2 separate regions of the Mus musculus genome follow, and region 1 is linked to region 2. Evidence: chromatin loops called from intact Hi-C (ENCODE). Cell type or tissue: left cerebral cortex. All regions are shown on one strand.

Evidence for each region. Peaks named below come from ENCODE experiments on the same cell type or tissue, not always from the same donor. Only the 100,000 strongest peaks of a DNase experiment are listed, where the experiment ranks them.
Region 1: a loop joins it to region 2, with 5 times the contacts of the local background. A loop is called at or near these places in 12 of 42 quality-filtered maps.

What each region holds. Positions count from the first base shown.
Region 1 is chr4:139,572,801-139,575,300 of GRCm38, reverse strand. It overlaps Iffo2 (intermediate filament family orphan 2), which reads right to left and starts at 581. Exons shown (of 9, transcript NM_001205173.1): 1 at 1-581. The coding sequence starts at 353. In left cerebral cortex, CTCF peaks have their summits at 775 and 983; a DNase peak (open chromatin) is centred at 814; H3K4me3 peaks cover 1,418 bases; H3K27ac peaks cover 1,246 bases.
Region 2 is chr4:139,469,278-139,471,777 of GRCm38, reverse strand. It overlaps Ubr4 (ubiquitin protein ligase E3 component n-recognin 4), which reads right to left. Exons shown (of 106, transcript NM_001160319.1): 91 at 2,015-2,102; 92 at 1,452-1,579; 93 at 366-473; 94 at 1-46. Among named protein-coding and RNA genes, the nearest start is that of n-TVaac1, 40 kb to the right of the region's middle. In left cerebral cortex, a CTCF peak has its summit at 1,379 (motif pointing left); a DNase peak (open chromatin) is centred at 1,376.

The sequences.
Region 1 (2,500 bases), 100 kb before region 2:
CTTCCCGCAGCCGACGGCCGCAGCAGCTCGGGCCCGGTCTGCACGGCCTGCTCGCGGGAGAAGGTCTTGTAGCGCAGCCGCCGATCGCGCTCGCTCTGCTGCTGCTCCAGCTGTTTCTCCAGGAGCCGGTTGCGCCGCTCCAGCTCGTGCACCTTGGCCAAGAAGCAGCGGAAACGCACGTTGAGCCCCTTGAGGAGGTGGATGTTGGAACCCAGATCGTCCCGCAGCGCCGCCGTTACGGGCGAGGGCCCCGGCCCGGCCCCGCCACCCCCGCCGCCGCCTGCGCAGCCGCCGCCCCCCGGCGGGCAGCCGAAGGCCAAGGCCATCTCTCCGAACAGCAGCGAGTTAACCATGCGCCGGCTGCGTGGCTCAGGGCCCCGGGCCCGTGGCTCCAGATGCGGCTCCAGCTCGGGGCCGGGCTCCCGGCGCGGCCGGGCCAGGGCGGGCGCGGGCTCCAGAGCGGCCGGGGTGGTGTTAGGTGCCAGATGCGGCTCCGCTGCGTCGGGAGAGATGGTGGGACGAGCTGGAGGTCGCGGTGGCTGCGTGGGGCTGGTGAGGGGTCCGGTGCCTGCGCCGCGACTGTCAGAGCTGCTGTGGACCGGCCGCAGCAGCGGCTCGCAGAGGACTCTCAGCCGGCGCTGCCCCCTCTGCGGCGAGCCCCGCCCTCTGCAGGCACAGACCACGCCTCCAGGGCCCGCCCTCTGCAGACACAGACCACACCCCCTGCCTAGCTGCTCTCTGCCCTTCCCGGCCCGCCCTCTATAGGCGAAGGCCTTCCTCCCTAGCCTGGACCGCCCTCTGCGGACATAGGCCACGCCCCTCAACCCATTGCAGCGATTTCACCCGCTGAGACTCGGCTCCTAGGTCTCCAGCCCCGGCCACGCCTATCGGCCCTTGGGCTCCGCCCACCCACAAGCTGCGCCACTCGTCTGCGAGGAGCCTTTCGACTACAGCTCAAGCTCCGCCCAGCAACGGCCCAGAAAACCCTCGCCTGCGTGCGGCGCTGCAGGCCTAGCGGGGTTCAGATAATCTAACGCAGTCTGAATGCGAAACTGTACCCGGGAACGCGGCAGAGCCGGGCACCGCAGCCTCTTGAAAAGGTGGACAGCCTGTGGAGACCTCCACTACCAAGTGTGCCAGGCGGGCTTGACTACCTGCTTGCCCTTCCTCCGTGTCCCAAATTTCCCTGCCCCAGATTCTCAGGCATGCGGGTGACTGTGGCCTGCAAAGGTCTGGCAACCATAGTGTGCGAAGATGCATGAAAACCAGCTCCCCTACTCCAGCCTCCGGAGGCCTTGGTCGCCTTCCTGTCCCCTACCAGGCAGGATCAGGGCTTCTCGCAGCCTTTGAGCCTGCTAGTCCACGGCAAACCCAGAAGCGGGGATGTGAGACAAGCTGGGGAAGAGAAAGCAATGAGCCTCCCAACATGCTTGTCCTCACAACCCTGACTAACCATCTCCTGTCACCTATCACCACATTGTCACAGTCGGCGCTGTAGCTGAGCCCTGAGAGCAGAGGGTCTGTCTATCCATCAATTCTCCCGAATGCCTTGCTGCAATATGGAGTACCACCTATTTGGAGGACACTTATTTGGACCCATCCATCTTCCGTCCTTTCAGCCATCTATCCTTCACACCTACCACCCTAAAAACCAGTATTCCCTGCGATCTCCAAGTGTCTCCTGTACCCACTGCAAGCATTAGCTCACAGCAGGCACCTATTTAAGTATTATCCTCATTTTACAGAGAAGGTCGCTGAGACCTGAGCTTTACCACCACCTCAAAACACACTCTACCCAGCCTTCCGAGCTGCTGGCCTTTGGTCCTCACCACAAACTTCCTAAGGGAAGGACCCCACCTTGAATGCCTGTGGCTTACACCGTCAGCTCTTAACCAGATATGTGGTATGTTTTAGATTCTTCCGGCCACATCTTTTTTTCCCCTCTCACCGCCATTGTCTTGTTACTAGCTTATGTGTCCGTCTTGTCTGCTTGTGCGTAAGCTTGCAGGCAGGTACCCTGTCTCACAGGACAAAGCCTTGGTGCTCTTTGTGACAGACGAGAAAGAGTGTGGTGCTCTGGGGTGGTGCTGTGTTGTGAGGTTACTGCTGTGTTTCAGGTTTGGTCTTGTTGCCTTCCCTCGCTCCCTGCCAAATGGACTTAGCTCTGCGCTCCGGCATTCCCTTCTGGTGATCTTTCTCCCCGGAACCCAAGCCTACCTGGTCACTCTCTTAACTTTTAGATCACGGAGTCTTTGATGCTGTCATTATCCACCCTAAAGAACCAAGAACCCTTTGCCTTAAAGTTGTGGCTCTTGGGATCCTGCCTGGACTGAGAATAGAATTCTGAGAGGGCTGAGACACTGGGGTAGACCCACTTTCCACCCTTATGGTCGCTGGTCTTTGAATGCTCATCAATATGTCCTTTGATTCTGAAAGAAGTCTTTGCGATTCTGTCACCCCTAGATATTCCCATATCACGAGAGTTGCTGTAACTCTCCTG
Region 2 (2,500 bases):
CAGCTGCTCCTCCGCTGTCCTTGCTCTCTTGCTCGGCTACCAGAGCCTGAAGGGGGGAGCCAGGGCACAGTCGGTCACTTGTGAGTGAGCTCCACTGCCTTCCATGGTCTTAAGCCAGGGGCTGCATGTGCACCCATGCATGTAAGTGTGTGTGCCCTGAGACGCACAATTTTTCTGCAGTGTTGATTCTGTTCTACAGAATTCCTGCTCCTGGTCTTGAGTCTACACCCAGCACAGGGGCAGGAAGCTCTGCAGAGCACGAGTTTGGGTCATCTGGAAAGTGAGCTGAAGGAGCAGGCTTGGTACTGCAATCTCTCATTGGCGCCAAAGCTCCCTGTCCATCGTCTGCAGCCCACACTGCTTACCAGGTTCAGAGTCCCCAGCATGACATTCAGAGTGTTCGTCTCCAGCTTGACCAGCTGCTGCCGGTTGACTTTGACCTTCACACAGTAACTGAAGAGCTTCAGCAGCACCTGCAAGAGAAGCCAGCCCAGAGGTCCACGAGAGCATCCGGGAGCAGACGGCATACAAGCCACAGCCACAGAAAAGGGTCTGGGCCAGTGCTGATCAACCTTCCTAGTGCTGCAACCCTCTAAGACAGCTCCTCATGGCACGGGGACCCCAACCCCCTAATACAGCATGGCATGGGGACACCAAAAATAACATTTTTGTTGCTACTTCATAGCTGTAATTTTGCTACTGTTATGAACTGTAATGTAAATCTCTGAGATGCAGGAAAGCTGGTATGTGACTCCCGAAGGGTCTTGACCCATGGGCTGAGAACCACTGCTCTAAGTGACTTCTCAATTAGCAGGCACTCCTCCTGAAGAGCAAGGAGAGGTGATCCTGGGCTCTCATTCCAGGTCACCATCTTAAGTGGCAACATTCTCCCGAGTGATTCTTAATAAATCAGGTGGTGTTCCATTATCCCAGGGAAACCCAGCACCAATCTAATCTCTGAACTAGCAGCAGACAGAAAACCCTGGCACACACAGCCTATGGAGGCCTAAAACCAGGTAGGCCATCTGAATAACACGAGAGTGTTTGTCCTTGTAAAGCTCACAAGGTAGACATTAGTGAAGTCTCTGTGGTGACTTTGGAATGCCCTGACTAGTGAGACAGATGACCCTCTAAACAGCAGCCAATGACGGAGAAATGAGTTACGTTACAAGAATAAAGGCAATCGTAAACCAACAATGACTGGCACAAGAGCAGTTACAGGGGAGAAACAGTCATGGTTCCTGAGACCTGAAGAGGTACCGGAGAAGACCGCCACAGCCCAGATCTAAGGGAGCCGGCCAGGAAGAGAGCAGTGGGAGGCTTAGCTGTCCAAGGTGTGGTGAAAGCCAGCACTAGTCCCTGCTGTACCACACTGCCCTCTAGTGTCAAGTGGCTTAATGACCTCAGCTTCTCGGAGAGAGCCTGGTCCTGTCATACTGCCCACAACTCACTGTTAGAAGGTGGCGTCCCTGCTTAAAATCTTTGACTCCTGCCAGTCTGTTCAACATGCACTGCAGACCCCCACACTGGGCCATCACACCGGCCATTCTGTACACTTCCTCTTCATCTTCTTCTTCATCTGGGAGAAAAGGGAGACCAGAGGAGCACAAGTTCAAAATGGGAGTAAGTGCTTAGATCAGAACACACAGCCCTCTCCTGGGCTGAGGGCATACAGCCCTTTCCCCGGGCTAGAACTAAGGTCATTACTATAACCGACCTGTACTCACTCCCTTAGGGGCCTTGCTCAAGGCTTAAGTCAACTACAGTTTTCTGCCATTACAGCAAAGCCCTAGCAAATACCACTGAGAGCCAAGGTGGAGAGAAGTCTGAACACAAGCCTGCTAACTGCATCTTTCCGACAGCCTGAACGGTTTCATCCCAATAGGGAATCGGCCCACAGATGCCTGTCTTCCTCCCCGACAACTGTGATGCAGAGCACAGGCTACTGTACTCTGGGACATGCTTGCTCTGGCCTGAGTCCAATATGCAGCATCATATATGGAGAGGGCCATACCTGTGGTGGAGTCCAGGGACTCGATAAACTCCTCGGTGGCATCGCCCAGGAGCCCCCGCATTCGATAAACAATCCTCATGGGCTCTCCCTAAGCAGAGAAAAGTTGGAAAGGTAGACATGAACAGGCCTAGAAACCACTGTAAGCCTTCACCCTGGGACCTGCTCAGTGCCTTGGTGATGTGAGCCTCCATCTCTCTAACAAGACAGGGACTGGAAGTCTCTGAGACGCAAAGGCTGTAATTCACATGTGGAAGAGACTCACTCGGTTCAGTGCCTGCTGCAGGCCAGGCCCCGTGAGAAGCGCTGCAGCAGACACACAATCCTACTGGATTCCATTGGAGCACTGGGTAAGCAAGCGCTCCAACAGCTACTTCCTAGGCTAGAAGTAAAGGCTCAATTCTAAGACTGTGCTGATCTCAGGAAGAGTTCTCTCAGCCCACAGAGGATCATAATCCAAAGGACACAGGACAAACAACTGTATCTGAA